Linked DNA regions of Homo sapiens: region 2 is linked to region 1. Evidence: read pairs that join two places in POLR2A ChIA-PET (ENCODE). Cell type or tissue: CD4-positive, alpha-beta T cell. All regions are shown on one strand.

What was found. Peaks named below come from ENCODE experiments on the same cell type or tissue, not always from the same donor. Only the 100,000 strongest peaks of a DNase experiment are listed, where the experiment ranks them.
Region 2: POLR2A ChIA-PET joins it to region 1 with 5 read pairs; 3 of 35 experiments call an interaction of 5 or more read pairs at or near these places.

What each region holds. Positions count from the first base shown.
Region 1 is chr11:118,506,830-118,511,829 of GRCh38, reverse strand. It overlaps KMT2A (lysine methyltransferase 2A), which reads right to left. Exons shown (of 36, transcript NM_001197104.2): 28 at 4,221-4,301; 29 at 2,630-2,694; 30 at 1,712-1,882. Among named protein-coding and RNA genes, the nearest start is that of TTC36, 18 kb to the left of the region's middle. In CD4-positive, alpha-beta T cell, no CTCF peak of the experiment used is centred here; no DNase peak of the experiment used is centred here.
Region 2 is chr11:118,181,600-118,186,599 of GRCh38, reverse strand. No RefSeq gene overlaps it. Among named protein-coding and RNA genes, the nearest start is that of SCN2B, 7.5 kb to the right of the region's middle. In CD4-positive, alpha-beta T cell, no CTCF peak of the experiment used is centred here; a DNase peak (open chromatin) is centred at 2,769; H3K27me3 peaks cover 295 bases.

The DNA of each region.
Region 1 (5,000 bases):
CAGTGTTTTGTTATTTTTCTTAGAGTTTAAGTCAGTTCATTACATGTGAAAGGAGCCGAAAAGGTACACTCCCCAGCAGGGCTTCTTTCTGTTGGAGGACACAGAAGCACTAAGGAAAGTCAGACCTTCTGAAATGAACTCTGAATCCCCAACGCATTCACATCCCTTGATGGAAGTCTGGGTCTCACACCTGAATGTTTGGTATTTTTATGTTCCCTGTACCCCTAATCAAAACAGCACTAGTAATAATGATTTAAGCAGGACTGTGGGAAGATCATAACCTCTCTGTTCCTTAAAGTTAAGAGGCAGAACTAGAAAATCCTTACAGTTCCTTCCAGCTCTAACCCAAGATTCTGTGATCTTTTCCTGTCTGCTAGGCATTTCCACATGGATTTCTTACATCACTCCACATCAATGTCTTCTGTGGAACCCCCATACTCCTTACTTATCTCCTTTGTTCTCCATGCATTATCTTTTGTTTTAGTCACCCAGGCCTGAATCTTTAGGGTCATCTTTGACTCTCCCCTCTCCATATTCCACCAAGTGTACTCATTCTTCTTTCCTTTCCTTTCTTTTCCCACCGAATGTGGGCTTTATTACCAGACATCTCTACTCTAGCAATACTCTCATTAGTAAACTCTCGTCTTTGAGCATCTCCAGTTCATGCTCAATCTGTCTCATATAGAGAGCTTATCACATTATGTTTCCTGAAATTCTGCTTCTATTCACTCCCTCAAGTTTTCAAAGTCCTCAAGGTTTGGCACTGAAAGCCCTCTAAAACCTGTGCCCTATCCACCTTCCCAATTTTCTCTTTCACTATTACCTCACATGGATTTCAATGCCATCTCACCTGACACTACTCTAAACCCACCAAATGCAGTCCTGCCTTTCTAACTTTGCTTACCTCCCTTCTTCTTCCTAGAGAGCCCTGCATTCTTCTTTGCCTAACCCAAATTCCATTTTCTCCTTTAATAGAATCTTCTATTTATCTTCATGGGTTTTTGATAACCCTAACTCACCCATGGTGACCTTTCTCTTCTTTGAACTCTTCTAGTACTTACAGCCTAGAGAACATTTACTAGTCCTTCAAAGGTGGATGAACACTTAGATGCTTGCGATACAAAGATGAATAAGAAAATAAAATTCCAGCCCTTATGGAGAGCTCGCTGTTGAGTGAGTGATAAAAGTAAACAAACACGGACAAAACAAAATGTAAGCTATGAGAGAAGAACATGTAAGATTCAAAAGGAGGGAGAGGGAGGGCTTAGCTACCTCAGAAGGTCAGGGAAGACCGTCTGAGCTGGATCTTGAAGGGTGAGCTGGAGCTCACCAGGTGATTGAGGGCAGGGAGAGAACTCCAGGCAGAGGAGAAAGCACGTGTGAAGGCACACAAGGGAGAGAGAAGGGCACAGAAGGCGCATGAGGGAATGGCAAAAAACAAGGCTGGAGGGGGAAGCAGAGTTCTCAGGGGCTCCGCTAAGGTGTGTGCAATGTTGAAAACATAATCTGTATCATTAACTTTTCATGTAAAATATGGCTATTTCTCCAATAAGACAAACTTCTCAAGGACAAGGAAAATGTATGATGCCTCCAGGTATCCCCCTACCATCTAGCATAAAACAGCCACCTAAATGGTGCTAATACTCAGAAAATGAAGCTCTAGCTGAAACAGGGCTTCTGCTGATGGGTCAACCTGATTTAATCCACTCACCTTCAATACTTTCTGCACAGATCTGAAAGCCATCATCACTGGAAATTTCAAAAACAAGTCCTTTCTTGGGTTTTTTCTCAGTAATGCTTTCCTTCCGCTTTTGTTCTTGCTGAAGCCAAAGCATCAGTGGGGAGCTGAAATTACTTTCCTCTTCTTCCACTGTTTTAGGTTCTAATAGGGAGAAAATAGATAGTGGTTGCAGTAACAAATGCTCACTGAGCACTGACTACATGTAGAGTACTTTACATAAATGATCTCTAAGCCTAACAACATTCCACAGTTGGTTTATTATTCCCATTTATAGATAACAAACCCAAGACTCAAAGAGCTTGCCTAGGTCATTGCTAGAAAGTGGTGACTAAAACCAGATTTTTTTTTACATGAAGTTATGCTCTCTGTGGTAGAATTTCTAGTATGACGATCTGATAGTTTTTCAATAAGCAACTGTCCTCAATAGAGTTATACCCAGAACTCTCTAATCTTGAAGTGACCATTTGTTTCCTAATCAAATTCATTAGAACTGATGGAAAATGCCATGGAGATGTATCTGGTATTGTAACCAAAATCTGACTATCTAATAAAAATGGTTCTTAGTTTTCTTTAGTAACAACTAAAAAGTGAAGTCAGGTTATTACTAGCTATTTAAGCCTCAGTGCTGGTAAAACCAGTACAGCAGAAGAGTATGGGTATGGTCTTGAGTCCTTAGCTGACAGGTGATCACACAATATGTACTGGAAGAACACTGCACCGAGAGACAGGTGCGCCAAGTTTCAGTCCAATGTGGGCCAAATCACTTAACTTCTTTGGAGCTTAGATTTTTTTTTTTAAATGTAGAAAATAAGTAGGTAAAGTGGGTGATTCTCATAATCCTTTTAGCATTGATATTCTCTGATTCTAACCTTTTACCCACCCACATACCTGCACTTTCTTGTTCATTTGCTGGATTTTGGGTCACCTGAACTTCCGGAAGAACAGCGACTTGCCTAAATAAAAACCAAATGTAAGATATAATATCAGCTAGTTCTTCAATTCAAAGAAAAAACCCAGAATTTTCTATACAGCTGTGGTATACAAAATAACTGCTAGAAAATGAGCCACAGGGGGCTTTCTGTAGAACTTGTTGAATGAATACAACCACCACACCACTGTATGGTACATAACATAAAACTCTTTTGTGAGATTCTTTACCAAATACTGACATTAAGTTTCTGTTTTTAAAGTTGTAAATTGCGCCCTTGAAATTCTTCTCATACTCAGTATTAGAAAAAAATGAAAGGACACTTGTCAGAAGCAATTCTAAAGTTACTTAAATAAGTAAGCTGGCTTAACTAAAACTAAAAAATAAGCTGCATGAGCTTATAAACCACAATCAATTTTCACCTTTTTTTTTTTTTTTTTGAGATAGGTTCTCACTTTGCTGTCCAGGCTGGAGTGCAGTGGCAATCACGGCTTGCTGCATCCTCCAACTCCCAGGCTCAAGCAATCCTCCCGCCTTAGCTTGGACTGTGGATGTGCACCACCATGCCTGGTTAACTTTTAATTTTTGTAGAGAGAGGGTCTCCCTATGTTGCCAAGGTTGGTTTCAAACTCCTGGGCTCAAGCAATCCTCCTGCCTCAGCCTCCCAAAGTGTTGGGATTACAGGCATGAGCCACTGTGTCCAGCCCCAGTTTTCACTTTTTTAAACTAAATAAATTCTGGAAACAATCCAAATGTATATCAATAGAGGACTCATTAAAATATTGTAGATCCACACAATAGAATTGGCGGCAGCGATTTAAAAAGTGAAGCACACCTACATATATTGGCACAGAAAGATGTACATAAGTGAAAAACCAAATACAGAACAGTATGTACAGTATTATTCCTTTTATGTAAAAAAGTGTATACATATTCATATATATACCACGTTATATCTTTATATGCAGAGAGATGTCTGCATAGATAAAAACAAATTATTAGCAATGACCACCTCTAGGGAGTAGATTGGGCGGGGGTGAGGGGGACAAATAGGAAACTATTATCCATTATTTAAATAATTCTTGTTATATTTTTTGTTTACTTGTTTACAAGCCTGTACTATTCTCATTTAAAAAACTTTGGCAAGAAAACAAAAATCAATGTGAATCAGGAAGAACTATTTTTTACCTTTTTTTTGGAAACGGAGTCTTGCTCTATCGCCCAGGCTGGAGTGCAGTGGCGCGATCTCAGCTCACTGCAAGCTCCGCCTCCTGGGTTCACGCCCTTCTCCTGCCTCAGCCTCCTGAGTGGCTGGGACTACAGGCGCCCGCCATCACGCCCGGCTAATTCTTTTTGTATTTTTAGTAGAGACGGGGTTTCACCATGTTAGCCAGGATGGTCTCGATCTAACCTCGTGATCCACCTGCCTCGGCCTCCCAGACTACTAGGATTACAGGCGTGAGCCACTGCGCCCGGCCTGGAAGAACTATTTTTTAAATGAGGTGGACAAAACTGAGAGCTTAGTCTTAAAAGACGAATTCTTCAGCTTACCCTGCAGGTTGCCCACACTCCTTCTGGGAGGACTGCTCCACGCTAGCTGTATCCTGCTGCTCAGCCTCTGCTCCTGGAGTCCTGGAACACAGGCATTTGTATCTTTTCAAGACAAACCACCAGTAAATATGTACTGAATGTGGAGGTGAGTCGAAAGAAATGGCTCTATCAGGATCTGATAAAGTCTATAAGCCAGCAAAACTGACCTAAGGTCATAAAGGTTAGAATAATGGTTACTTTGAGGGGGCACTGACCTTATAAGAGAAGACACCCTTGTGGGTTGCTAGAAATGTTCTGTATCTTGATCCGAGTGGTGGCTACATAGGTGCACTCCACCTAGGCTGGAGTGCAGTGACATGACCATGGATCATTTAGCCTCTAACTCTTGGGCTCAAGCAATCCTCCCACCTCAGCCTCCTGAATAGCTGGGGCTACAGGTGTGCAACACCACACCCAGCTGTTTTAAAAAATTTTTTGTAGAGACAGGGTCTTACTATGTTGCACAGACTGATCTTGAACTCCTGAGCTCCAGCAATCCTTCTGCCTCAGCCTTCCAAAGTGCTGGGATTACAGACATGAGCCACTGTGCTTGGCTTTCAATGATAAAGTTTTAAAAAAAGGACTCTGTGGATCTACAAGAGGGAGCTTTGCCCTCAAGATAAGAATAATCATTCTAGTATAAGCCTCAGTAAAAAAGAAACAGGAACAAACAGCAACACTGTTTGAAATCAGAGCAAAAAGTGATTAGATGTGGTTCTATTCAAGAGACAAACTGCCCAT
Region 2 (5,000 bases), 330 kb after region 1:
TCCCTACAAACCTTCTTATCCACAGGCATGGAGCCAAGGTTGAGGGTGGAAGTCCACAGTTGTCAAACACGAATTTCGCCTAAAGCCGAAGCAGCCCTACAGGGGACTGGGAAAGAGACCGGCTTCTCTCTCAGCCCTTCTGCTAGAGGTGGTTTGTCCATTACACCCAGGAACATGAAGGGAAATTGTGTAGGGAATGGGCTTCAAGATCAAATAGTCCTGGTTCAAATCCTGGCTGCCTCTTCCTCTTCAATATTGCAAAGTGTGTTTAAATCCTTTGAGGCTGTTTTCCTTATATGTAAAATGGAGACTCACAGAAGTTTGTTAGTTTGTTTGTTTTGCAAGGACTGAATGAGGTAGTATAGGGGATAGTGCCTGGCCTGAGCCCTCCCTTTCCTTCAAATGTGTTTTTCCAGGTAGATGTATCTTCTTAACGTCACTCAGAAATGAAGAACCCACTCAGAAATAGGTTATTTTATCTTCTATTTAATGCTAGTCAATCTTTGCTATTCAATCTTAATAACACAATTAACAATAGGGATGGACAATATCTTCTGGTGATTCAGTCCCCATCTCTTAATTTTGATTTCTACGGACAAAAAGCGCTTTACCAAAATCCGTAAATCCCTCTTCCTATCCGAAGAAAGACTGAGTTAGGAAGCTGAGCTTAGGCCAAGGCTTTGTATAGCTCTGAGGAGACAGATTTTGAAGGACTGGAAAGCTACTGAAGATCCCTGTAGTAGAGCCTTTGGAAAGCAGTTTTGTTACCTGAATTTGCAGTATTTTAGATCCCTGGAACATCAGATGCTCTCATATTTTAAGGTTTGCAGAAGTACACAGGCCTTTGCCAACAGAAAGCAGCCCCAAGGCTGGAGGGAGCGGAGCTACTCATGAATAATGGAGAACCTAGCAGCTTCAGAATTTGGCTATCGCAACTGAAAACAGTTCTGCTTGTCCACTGGGGATCGGTAGAAGATGAGCTGAGTCTCCTTCAAAAGGCTGCAGCCTTTTGTCGGCCAGGCGTGGTGGCTCACGCCTGTAATCCCAGCATTTTGGGAGGCCAAGTTGGGCGGATCACCTGAGGTTGGGAGTTTGAGACCAGCCTGACCAACATGGAGAAACCCTGTCTCTACTAAAAATACAAAATTAGCTGGGTGTGGTGGCGCATGCCTGTAATCCCAGCTACTCAGGAGGCTGAGGCAGAAGAATTGCTTTAACTCGGAAGGTGGAGGTTGCGGTGAGCCGAGATTGCGCCATTGCACTCCAGTCTGGGCAACAAGAGCGAAACTCAGTCACACACACACACACACACAAAAGGCTGCAGCCTTCTACCAGCCCTTTAGTTGTCTCTTCCTGGTTGCCCCCAACCAGTGTCCTTTTCTCCCTTTTGACTAGTCGGTATGCTCACCTGTCTGTTGGTAATTGGCCATTTTCCTTCATAAAACACTAGCTCTGTTTGTGTGTGGTTGGAGGGAGCCACTGAGTTAGCTCAGTTATTTAGAGCTGCAGAGCCCTAGGTTGCAGTTATCCTCTTAATTCAGCATAAACAAAGTTTCCCAGGACCACTGACCTTCTGTCCTGGCCAGCTAGTTTGCAGATGTGGTCTAGGGAGGTCAGGCAATCCGTGACCACTTCTGTAAAACCCAACTACCAGAACATCTCTTCTTCAAAAAATAAGGGAACTTAAAGTTTTCTCAGAAAGCTGAGAACTTTCTCATTTCGTAGATGGTGCAAGCCATAGTGATTTACCTGTCTGAGATCTTTCAAAGCTGTGTGAACTCTGTCTTGTATGTTCATGGCCTTCTGTGTGCTGGTGCCATCTTGTCTGCCCATCTATACTTCATTAAAAAAAAATAGTTTTAGGCCAGGTGCGGTGGCTCATGCCTGTAATCCCAGCACTTTGGGAAGTCCAGGCTGGTGGATCACCTGAGGTCAGGAGTTCGAGACCAGCCTGGCCAACATGGAGAAACCCCCCCATCTCTACTAAAAATACAACAAATTAGCCGGGCATGGTGGTGAGCCTCTGTAATCCCAGCTACTCGGGAGGCTGAGGCAGGAGAGTTGCTTGAACCTGGGAGGCAGAGGTTGCAGTGAGCCAAGGTCATGCCATTGCACTCCAGCCTGGGCAACAAGAGCGAAACTCCATCTCAAAAAAAAAAAAAAGTTTTAATGTTTTTTTTTTATTTCAATAGTTTTTGTAGAACCGGTGGTTTTTGGTTACATGGATAAGTTCTTTAGTGGTGATTTCTGAGATTTTAGGGCACCCATCACCTGAGCAGTGTACACTGTACTCAATATGTAGTCTTTTATCCTCAGCCTCCTCACAGCCTCCCTCCAGAGTGCCCAAAGTCCATTACATCACTCTTACACCTTTGAGTTCTCATAGCTTAGCTCACACTTATAAGTGAGAGCATACCATATTTGGTTTTCCATTCCTGAGTTACTTCACTTAGAATAACGGCCTCCAGCTCCATCCAAGTTGCTGCAAAAGACATTACTTCATCCCTTTCTATGGCCAAGTAGTATTCCATGGTGTGTATATACACCACATTTTCTTTATCCACTCATTGGTGGATGGGCACTTCTGTTGGTTCCATATCTTTGCAGTTGTGAATTGTGCTACTATAAACATGCACGTGCATGTGTCTTTTCCATATAATGACTTCCTTTCCTTTGGGTAGATACCCAGTAGTGGGATTGCTGGATTGAATGGTAGTTCTACTTTTAGTTCTCTTTTTTTTTTGAGATGGAGTTTCACTCTTGTCACCCAGACTGAAGTGCAGCGGCGTGATCTTGACTCACTGTAACCTCTGCCTCCCAGGTTCAAGCAATTCTCCTGCCTCACCCTCCTGAGTAGCTGGGATTACAGGTGCCTGCCACCACGCTCGGCTAATTTTTTGTATTTTTAGTAGAAACGGGATTTTGCCATGTTGGGCAGGCTGGTCTTGAACTCTTGACCCCAGGTGATCCGCATGCCTCGGCCTCCCAAAATGCTGGGATTACAGGTGTGAGCCACCACACCCGGCCTACTTTTAGTTCTTTAAGGAATCTCCACACTGTTTTCTATAGTGGTTGTACTAATTTACATTCCCATCAGCAGTGTAAAAGTGTTCCCTTTTCACTGCATCCACACCAATATCTACTGTTTTTTAAGTATTTAATTATGGCCATTCTTGCGGGAGTAAGATGGTATCTCATTGTGGTTTTAATTTGCATTTCCCTGGTGATTAGTGATGTTGCATGCCTCATTTTTTTTTCACAACAGGAACCCTCTGCTCCATGCATTGTTGTCTTTCCTGCTATTGGTGTACTCTTGCCTGGGATGACACTTTCCTTTCCTTCTTGCCTCCCCACATCAACATTCCTTCAATGCCCTGCTTTAGATCACCCGCCTGGGTGATCTCCTGCTTCTCACCTCTTCCTAGATGTCTCTGCACTTGATCTACTTTTGTCTTTCCTTGTCTTCTAATTGTTTCATGGGTGTGATACTTTATTTTCTCTTAGAGATCTCAAACTCTTAGAAATTCTGCTTTAGGCCAGGCACGGTGGCACATGCCTGTAATCCCAACACTTTGGGAGGCCGAGGCGGGTGGATCACTTGAGGTCAGGAGATTGAGAACAGCCTGGCCAACATGGTGAAACCCTGTCTCCACTAAAAATACAAAAATTAGCCAGGTGTGGTGGCACAGAGCTATAGTCTCAGCTACCCTGGAGGCTGAGGCACAAGAATCGCTTGAGCCTGGGAGGTGAAGGTTGCAGTGAACCCTGATCTTGCCACTGCACCCCAGCCTGGGCGAAGTTTGAGGACAAAAAAAAAATCTGCTTTAGGTCTTTTCTGTGACCCTTGTAGCATTTGACCCCAAGGGGGACAATCCCTTGTCGAGTAAAATTCCTAGGGAGTGGAGGGGAACAGCATGCACAGATTGCGGCTGGACCTGGCTCCCATTCCCAATTCTACCACATCTTGACTGGGGAAGTCAGGCTGATGGAATTTCTGCCCCTTCTCCAGATGCAAAGTAGATATTCACTCATTTTCATCTGCTCAAGGACCAGTAGAGGCCCAGTGCATGCTCAGAAGAATAAGACGCAATCTCAGTACTTAAAGAACTACAGTCTAGCTGGGGAGGTCAGATGGGTAAGTAACCAATAAAAATACTCGTTGACTCCTGTTAGTTCAATATAAGGTGTCCCTGGGTTCCTATGTCTCCAGTAGATGGGACTGCACTCACCGTGCTGTATTGTGAGTGTATGCATTTATCTCCCTCTCTAGAATGTGAGCTCTCCAAGGGTGAGCTGTATCTCATTCATTTCTTGGTCTCTAGCTCCTAGCTGACTGTCTAGCACATAGGGGCTGTTCCATAGATATTTGAGTTTGTTCTATGAGAGATCTGATTGATAAATGAGTGAATGTACCCAGGGTCACAGGAGCAGAGAGAAGAGGTATTTAGAGCAGAAGTAGGTGACTTTGGAGCACATTTTTGAAGAAAGACCATGAGCTTGATGAGCAGGCAAGAGACAAAGGGCATTCCTACAGGGAAAACGGCGAAGGCAAAGACAGAGATGTGAAGCTGCATGCGGGGTTAGAGAAACCTTGCCTGGTAAGGAAGGGCTTCAGAAGCGTGTGGGGCAGAGAAGAGAGGCATCCCTACCTCGCAGCTCATGAACAGACTGCTATGTGCTCTGCAGATCACCAGAGGCCAGCATTTCATCCGAGGTTTGTTCCTGCTTCCTACTCCCCTCTCCCTGAACCCCCAAACCTGGCTTCTAATGGCCCCTTGCTCAGGGTATGCAAACCTTTTGATATTGGCTGAAGGCAGTGCTTCTCAAGCTTTAATATGCTCAAGAATCACCTGGAGATCTTGTTAAAAATGCAGATTCGGGCCAGGCATAGTGGCTCACACCTGTAATCCCAGCACTTTGGGAGGCCGAGGCGGGTGGATCACAAGGTCAGGAGATCGAGACCATCCTGGTAACATGGTGAAACCCCGTCTCTACTAAAA